Regions from separate parts of the Homo sapiens genome. Here region 1 is linked to region 2. A link is a contact called in ENCODE Hi-C data. All regions are on one chromosome and are shown on one strand. The core of a region is the stretch at or near the end of the contact, and the rest is flanking DNA. Distances in the headings are between cores, read along the strand shown. Region 1 overlaps CHST11 (carbohydrate sulfotransferase 11). Region 2 holds the start of EID3 (EP300 interacting inhibitor of differentiation 3).

What was found. Hi-C counts contacts between places; a loop is a spot of excess contacts on that map.
Region 1: a loop to region 2 is called in a map of CD4-positive, alpha-beta memory T cell, with 2.6 times the contacts of the local background. The contact joins the enhancer-like site here to the promoter of EID3 in region 2. A Hi-C loop is called at or near these places in 1 of 168 maps with a recorded cell type or tissue (CD4-positive, alpha-beta memory T cell).

What each region holds. Positions count from the first base shown.
Region 1 is chr12:104,491,715-104,496,282 of GRCh38, reverse strand. The region is part of intron 1 of CHST11 (carbohydrate sulfotransferase 11); the gene reads right to left. Among named protein-coding and RNA genes, the nearest start is that of CHST11, 37 kb to the right of the region's middle. RefSeq lists enhancers at 2,006-2,195, 2,818-2,987 and a silencer at 4,072-4,275. Within about 2 kb of position 1,327, at least 13 of the 41 ENCODE cell types and tissues checked have a DNase peak (open chromatin) inside an H3K27ac peak, as active enhancers do.
Region 2 is chr12:104,301,403-104,305,765 of GRCh38, reverse strand. EID3 (EP300 interacting inhibitor of differentiation 3) reads right to left here and starts at 2,027. Exons shown (of 1, transcript NM_001008394.3): 1 at 561-2,027. The coding sequence starts at 1,831. The coding sequence ends at 830. All of the region lies in intron 4 of TXNRD1 (thioredoxin reductase 1), which reads right to left. RefSeq lists enhancers at 1,590-1,649, 1,680-1,919, 1,227-2,099, 3,891-4,060 and a silencer at 1,960-2,189.

The DNA of each region.
Region 1 (4,568 bases), core at 78-2,577, 190 kb before region 2:
AGAAAATCTGGTGGCTCTAAGAGTGAACCTTCTAATGCAACAATAACTCATCAACACACCTTCCTCCCCACTGCCACACACACACACAGATTTGGAATAGAAACCAAACTCAAAGTGGAATAGTGTCAAGAAAAAAATGTTGTGCCTCTCTCCTCACATTTTCTATTATTCATTTAACAAGGGAATTCAAACCAAAAAAGTACAGAGTATTTTACAAGCCCAGGGCTTAGGAGACTAGGCCACTATTTCTAAAGCCCTCGCTTAAGTCTGCTATCCGAGGCATCAGTGATGACTGAGGCATGGGCCTTATTCCAAGTTTTCATTCCTGGGCACTTCAAGGAACTCCATTCAGGAGTCAGGATGTCATTATCTTCTATAACTTTCTTGATATGGGTCAGCTGAAGATGTGAATTTTAAAGAGCATAGTCAATTAGGAAAAGAAAGCCAGAGAACACCCTAGTAGCCAGACGGTTGGGTTCAAATCCAGGCACAGGCTTCAGTTCGTTGTGTGACCTTGTATGAGTTCCTTACATTCTCCAAGCCTCAATTTCCTCATCTATAAAATGGGTAAAAATGGAACCTCTTCCTCACAGAGATGTAATGAGAATTAAGTCATGCAAGATGCTTAGAACACTTAATAAGCACTCAATAAATAGTAGTTATCAATTTTTATTAGTACTAATTTATGTATTGGTTACCTGAAGTATAAATAATAAAACTACACTGTTTAACCATAATAAGATATTCCTTTACACCTACTAGGACTGTGACTATCAAAAAAAAATAAAATTAGAAAGTAACAAGTGTTGGCAAGGATGTGGGGAAACTGGAACCCTTGTGTACTGTTGGTAGGAATATAAAATGGCACGACCACTGTGGAAAAGAGTGTGGTGGGCCCTCAAAAAATTTAAAATAGAATTACCACAAAACCTGGCAATCCCACTTCTTTCAATTCTTTCAAAAGAATTGAAAGCAGGATTCCGGAGAGATATTTACACACCTATGTTCACAGCAGCAGTATCCACAACAGCCAAGACACAGGAACAACCCAGATGCCCATCAACTGAAGAACAGATAAACAAAATGTGGTGTACACATACAATGAATTATTCAGCCTTAAAAAGGAAGGAATCCTGTCACATGCTACAACATGGACGAACTCTGAGGACATTAAGCTAAGCAAAATAACCCAGTCCCAAAAACAGAAATACTGTATGACTCCACGCATCTGAAGTGTCTCAAGTTATCAAACTCATAGAAACAGAAAGTAGAACGGTGGTTACTGGAAGCTCAGGGGGTCTGAGAAAATGGGGAGTTGTTGTTTGCTTAGTGGGTACAGCATGTCAGTTTCGCAAAACAAAAAAGTTCTGGAGATCTGTTGCACAACAGTATGAATATACTTACCACTGCTGACCCGTACTCTTAAAAAGGATTAAAATGGTAAAGTTTACATTGTGCTTTTTTAACCACAATTTTACATTTTTAAAATTATTTTTAAAAATCTACCCACAAAACAAAACACCCTGAATTGTTTAAGTGTTTTACAAAATGAACTCTAGATGCCTCCGAGTCAATCAGTGAGCCCGCACCCCACCCCACAGTTATTATTCTGAATTCGTGGTGACTTACAGAGCTAATACGCCTACGACATTGTTCTGAGAAGCGCTGGAACCCATCCTCGGCAGTCAGCTGCTAGCAAGAGGATCAAGATCAGAGAAGTTTTGTGAAGTTAACTTTAAAAGGAATATTCTGACTTAGAACGGATTCTATTTTAATGCTTTGAGACAAAAATCCTTCCCCTGGGAAACTGCCTCCAACTCACTTGTCACATCCTCAGAAGTGGAGACCCTGTTTTTCATTTCTGAGATGTTATCACTGAGACATTCAAATAAGAGCAGTGTTGAAGAACAGTGACATGTGATGTGGTGGCTTTAAGGCAGTGACGGGCTATAGACACTAAGAGGCCAAGGCCAGAGGGGTCAGCTCACAAGCTCACAAGCTCCTGCCTTTGCTTCGTGGTGCAGGCTCTGTCTCTCATCGGCACGGCATCTCTTCAGAGGGGATCTCCTTGGAGATTTGGGGAAATCAGCTCAATTTTGTCACCCAGCCTGTAGTCCCAAGTCCTCGTGACTGTGGATGGGCCAGGAATGTGGCTTCACATACAGACATCTTGTTAGGCCAGGCACGGTGGCTCACACTATAATCCCAACACTTTGGGAGGCCAAGGCAGAAGGCTTGCTTGAGCCCGGAAATTCAAGACCAGCCTGGACAATACAGTGAGATCTCAAAAGATTACCCAGGCATGGTGGTGTGTGTGTTTAGTCCCAGCTACTTGGGAGGCTGGGGTGGGAAGATCACTTGAGCCCAAGAGATGGAGGCTGCAGTGAGCCAAGATGGTGCCACTGCACTTCAGCCTGGGTGACAGAGCAAGACCCAGTCTCAAAAAACAAAACCGAACACCCTGCTGCTGCACATGTGATACCACAGGCAGCATCACACCCACTGATGAAATGTGTCCGAAGGGACGGCCCTCCACAAACTGTAAATGTGTCTTTCTACATCCAAGTCTCTCTTGTCTTTCCGTGCCTACCAGGGTGAGTCACTTTGAGCATTTGCCTGAGCCAGAGTTGAGGGAAGGGTAGAGACGGCAAGGAAGGAAGCTTTGATGGAACGCCTTCAGGCCTTCAAACTCTCCCTCCATTTCCCACTTCTGAGGCATTTGACACACATTCGCATACACTATTTCCACCCCTCTCACCAGGACATGTCCAAAGCCACTGGATTAGAAGCCACAAAATGTACTTCATTCACCAACGAACCCTCAGCACCTGGCACCTCATAGGTGCTCTGTTAAGGGAATGACAGGTGTACTTCAAGAACACCTATGTCTATTAAAGAGCAAATTAAGTAGCCCAAGGCCTACCTGGTTCCAGGGCAAAAACATTCTCTTCCACATCCATCATCTGATGAGAAAGCAATAAACATCTTGCCACATTACTGGATACCAGCTCCAAGGTAAACACTAGGATCAGCGGCTCCTGCCTGAATGTGAATGGCTGAGGCCATCTGCATTGCTTGCAAACCACTGAGCCATCGTGCACCATTTCCATTAGTTTTATTTCACTTTCCGATCTTTTTTTGGTCAAAAACATCTGACCTCACTGACAGTAGGAAACACAGCTATAGGTAAGTGTGCATTTCATTTCCACTTCATTTTCCTCAGTTACGTCCTGGATTTTTTTTTTTTCCTGAGACTGGGTCTTGCTCTGTTGCCCAGGCTGGAGTGCACTGGTGTGATCTCGGCTCACTGCAACCTCCGCCTCCCGGGTTCAAGAAATTCTCCTGCCTCAGCCTCCTGAGTAGCTAGGATTACAGGTGGACACCACCATACCCGGCTAATTTTTGTATTTTTTAGTAGAGACGGGGTTTCACCATGTTGGTCAGGCTGGTCTCAAACTGCTGACCTCGTGATCTGCCCGCCTCGGTCTCCCAAAATGCTAGGATTACAGGCGTGAGCCACCGCACCCGGACACATCCTGGATTCTTATTACTAAAACCTTAATCAGCTCAACTGATGTCATGTCCCATGGTAGTATCTTCAAACTGTATCTTGTTCCAGACACACAGATCAATAGCCAAAAGTGTAATCTTAAAAAGGGATCCTATTCTTTACTTGCAACTTCCAAAGGGCATTAAAAGGGATTTATTCATTTATTTAGTCAACAGTAATATTTACTAAGATTTTACTTTAGAGCAGGCAGGCACTGGGGTATGTGCCAGAGACACATAGTGAGGGGCAGAGAGACAGAAGTTCTGGCCTCAGGAACTTCTATTCTGGTTCGGGGAAATGGATGATAACAAGGAAAAAGAAGAAAGAAGCTAATTTTCAGAGAGTGATACATGCCTTTAAAATAAATAAAACACTTTGGGAGGTGGAGGCAGGCAGATCACAAGGTCAGGAGATCAAGACCATCCTGGCTAACACAGTGAAACCCCATCTCTACTAAAAATACAAAAAATTAGCTGGGTGTAGTGGTGGGTGCCCATAGTCCCAGTTACTCAGGAGGCTGAGGCAGGAGAACGGCATGAACCCAGGAGGTGGAGCTTGCAGTGAGCAGAGATCGCGCCACTGCACTCCAGCCTGGGTGACAGAGCGAGACTCCATCTCTAAATAAATAAATAAAACAGAGTGACATGGTAAGAGGAGATTCTTTGGACTGGTTGGTCAGAAGAGGTGTCTCCAAGGAGGTATACGAGCTAAGACTGACTGATGGAAATCACACAGCCTTTGGGAAGAACAGCAGGTGCAAATGACCTGAGGCAGTTTTAGAGACAGGAGGAAGATCCACATGGCTGGAGCACAGCAAGTGAGGCTGCAGGTGGTAGGGGGCAGGTCACAATGTTGAGCAAGGATTCAGTCTTGAAGAGTCTTGTGGGCCCCAGTGAGTGGTGGGAATTTCAACCCAAGTGCAATGGGAAGTGCTGAAGTGTTTTGAGAAGGGTACTGGCCGAGTATAGTAGCTCACACCTGTAATTCCAACACTTTGGGAGGATGAGACAGGAGGATC
Region 2 (4,363 bases), core at 778-3,277:
CTACAACTGGATAGCAAGATCTTGTGTTCAATGTATAATAGTTTGACAAAAACATCTTCTCAGGATATTAATAGATGAAGTTATTCAATTGTTGCCCAGCTTATCAAATATAATAGTTTTTCCATAAATCTAATGGTCCTCTCGTGCCTAACTTCTAACAATTCCATGCATTTGACCTTGCTATTCTCTTGCCTAGAATGCCTTTTCCTTCTTCGTGTTTCTACTCACCTTTCACCCTTAGCTGATACCTCAACTACTACAGCAGAGACACTACTTTTGCTGAGTACAATAACAGAAATTGTTTAGAATATGGATACTCACTCATAAATCCTAAGTCTTCCTTGCAATGACTTTTTTAGTCTTAATGTTGCATATTCACTGCCTTACAGACAGGTTTTTTTTTTTAACTTTTGTTTTTTACCCACTCTTTGCCCAACCTGGTTAGGAACCCTTTCTGGGATTCTCTTGGTTCCCTATGACAGAGAAAGCAACGCATCACAGAGCATCATCACTGATTTTCGTAAATTATTATGTTTTGCAAATTATCAAATATCCCTTAATTTGGTATCCAAAACTTGTTTTTATTAATAGTCTTAAAGGGCATTCAATAAAACGTTCCCATAAATATGCCAGTGAATTTGTTTTAATAACAGAAGATCATGACCTTATAAATTACTAAGAAAAATATGCTGCACAGTAAAACAATGTCTGATGTTCTTGAAAATACTTTTTCACTTTACAAGAGATACAATATGTGCTTCAGTTTACATTTTACTCTCCATCTAACTTCAGAAAAAAAACACAAAAAGGATGCTATACTAAGAAATCTTTAGTATGAGGAGTATGTAATCATAGCCTCAGAAATTTCAAAAGCTGCCACAATGTTTTTCCACTCCTGTAAAGTCAAAGATATAACTCCCTGTTTCCTGCCATGGCAACTGGAATCATTTCCCTCACCCATTTGGTTAACATTCATCGGCTCTAATATTGGCAGCCTGTCTTCATCAAGCCTTATTCTTGCAAAACCATCTCTTACAATAAAAGAAACATAAAATATATTCTCCACAGTACGAGAAAAAGAGTTTGGATCAATCACAAACTCAAAATAGGACACAGGAGTATCAGGATACTTTCGAAAGTAGGTTTGCAACAATCCCAAAATCCTTTCTACGTTTTTTTCTGTCGCTTCTGGATAACTACTCAGGTCCAACTTCTGCAACTTTGTAGGCATGTTGCCATTTTCTTCCATCTTGCGAACTTTTTTCTGGTGTTCAAGTCGGGGCTTTGGTGCAGAACGTTCTAGCTTGAATGAACCAAAAACAAAATGGAATGTCTCAGCTTTTACCATCCAGGATGTTGCTTCCTTTTCTATTGCCTTCCAGAAGGAAAGAGCTATGCTATCATCACAATCACTCAACTTGTCAGGATCGCCTTCCATCCAATTCAGACCCACGAACAGAAACAGAAAGTCACAAAATGCTAACTGATTAAAGAAGTTCATATCTGAGTTTAACTGCTTTGCCTTTTCTTTACCCAAATCAGAAGCCATAACAAGAAACCGGGCGTCGAGGGCTGCTTCTCTGGTTCGGCTCACGCCATCAAAGAGGACGTTGGCTTCCTCCAGAGCCTCGGTTAAGGAGTTGTTCGCCGAGCTCACGATGTCCTCCCGGTTCTGCCGCACGCAGTACATGAGCTGCCGGTACTGCCTGCGGATGCTGCGGCACTTCTCCTCGTCAGCGGTGAGCTCCAGGAGCTTTGGGTCTACGTCGGCCTCCCCAGAGCTGAGGTCGTCGGAGCAGCCCGCGGCCCTCACTGACACATCCATCTTCATCAGCGCTCCCTCCGCCGCCGCCTACTTCGCCGCGTACTCGCTACCGGGGATGATCACGAGCTGCTCCTCTCCTTTCTCTTCGTCTCCCTTCCGGGAAGCTTTTTCAACCAACATGCCGGCCACGGGTATCTCTGAGGTAACGGCCCTCCCAGCGTGTGGAAAGTGGCGGCAGTTAGAGCCGAGGACGCCCGCCCATGCGCACTAGCGGCCCGGCCCGGCGCGACCCGCCCCCAGCACGCTCCGCGGGAAGACAGCCCCGCCCCGGCCCGGCCCAGCCACAAGCCGAGGCGCTCGCTCATAGACCAGCGCGGCGCTCCCAACACGCGCAATGATGGGCCCTGACCTCACACGCGACTAATGCCCGCTCAGGGGACAGCTATTCTTTTTCAAAGCGTTTACCGACTGGATCACCTCACTTTAAAAAAAAACACTTTTGGACAACTTTACACAAAACTATTGAGGAGACTAAAGGTCCTGCGCTTTAAAACGCTCGCTGCCATCATATACTGCAGTGAGGTCGACCTGGTTTTGGTTTTTTGTGAACTAAATCTGGCTGGACTGTAAACCGTCGGTAAGGCCAAGGACCGTGAAAAGCAGAAACTCCATTAAGCAGGCTAAACTCTCAGTTCTTTTGCAAGGTGGTGTTTGGACTCATTATACAAATGTAAATCGGGTTAATTACTTTCACATGTCCTCTTAAAAACCAAGCCCCCTCCAATACCCATCCTGAGTATCTGTGGGATCGGGGGAGCCTCCAATATCCGTGCTAACCCCTGCAGGAAACTGGGTGCTGGGCACGGGCATTACTCAGGTGAACTTTGGTTCTCCACTACCCAGGAGTGGAAGAATAGAATGGGTAGAGATCTCTGCAAAAGAGCTATTTACTTGGAAGCTTGCCAACAGCTAAAGGCCACCGACACTGAATGGGTAGTAACTCTGAACCCTAAAAGGTGGGCAAAGCTATGAAAATTTCAGATACAGTCTAAGGATATGAAAGCTTAATCTGTAAACTGGGTGAGTAATCTGCGTGGGAAAATTTACCCATTGGATTTAATGGGGTCACTGGAAACTCAAGTGCAGTTAAAGACGTGACTCCTTATCTGTCTCACCAGCAGCAAATAGCAAAGTATACATAACAATGGGAATGGCCGGGCGCGGTGGCTCACGCCTGCAATCCCAGCACTTTGGGAGGCCGAGGCGGGCGGATCACGAGGTCAGGAGATCGAGACCATCTTGGCTAACCCGGTGAAACCCCGTCTCTACTAAAACTACAAAAAATTAGCCGGGCGCGGTGGCAGGCGCCTATAGTCCCAGCTACTCGGTAGGCTGAGGCAGAAGAATGGCGTGAACCCAGGAGGCGGAGTTTGCAGTGAGCCGAGATCGGGCCACTGCACTCCAGCCTGGGCTATAGAGCGAGACTCCGTCTCAAAAAAAAAAAAAAAAAAAAAGGGAATGAATACATCTGGTTTTTAAAGAGAACATGCACACAAACAACCCATGAGCATCAACAGCTTTTCAAACCTGCAACAGGTACACCTTAAAAAAAAAAAGACACCCACAATTGCACCTGTCCAATTGCCAGTTTCATAGCACCAGGAAGTAAATTAGCCCTACCTTCCTTTATGCATATAGACTTGTTCTATTTCTTTAGCATTAGCAGAAAGTTTTTTGTAAATGTATAAACAGCAAAATCTAGTAGTATTAAGTTACTCCAAAATCCTTATATTACCATTTGCTCCCAATTATTTTATTAACTAGGGGTAATTCAGGGAGATACGTGCATTTTTCAAAACACCATGCATTACGGTTAGTTGTACATATATATGATCCTACCCTATTAGATTGTTGGCTTCTCAAAAACAAAAGCTGCGTTTTAGATCTTCCAAACATAGCTGTTTTTACACGGAGATGCACTTATGTACTGAATGTATAACTTAAAATAGATTTAAAACTATCCCAGCATCTACTGCAAGTTATTTGGCAGCAAAGATTTAAGTTCACAGATTCGTGGAATTAATCCTACACACTGAAAGGAAAAGTTGACTGCTCTTCAGAAAAAGTTCTTATCCCTCTTCTAAAATAAAGGAAAAATGAAAGAAAGGTAAGTTGAGACCCAGGATCATTCAAGGATCGTATCTGTCCCTAGTCTGGCCAATTACAAACTAGTATTTGAACTTGTTTTAAATCTTAGGTGAAAATACAGTTAAGAATTCCAAGACCCAAATCCAAAAAAGTCTGCTTTTACAGTGAACGATATTCTTAGGAGCTTCTCACATCCACTTTAAATTCAACAAAAGCAGCCGGGCACGGTGGCTCACGCCTGTAATCCCAGCACTTTGGGAGGCTGAGGCGGGCGGATCACGAGGTCAGGAGATCAAGACCGTCCTGGCTAACACGGTGAAACCCCGTCTCTACTAAAAATACAAAAAATTAGCCGGGCGTGGTTGCAGGCGCCTGTAGTCCCAGCTACTCTGGAGGCTGAGGCAGGAGACTAGCCTGAACCCAGGAGACGGAGCTTGCAGTGAGCCAAGA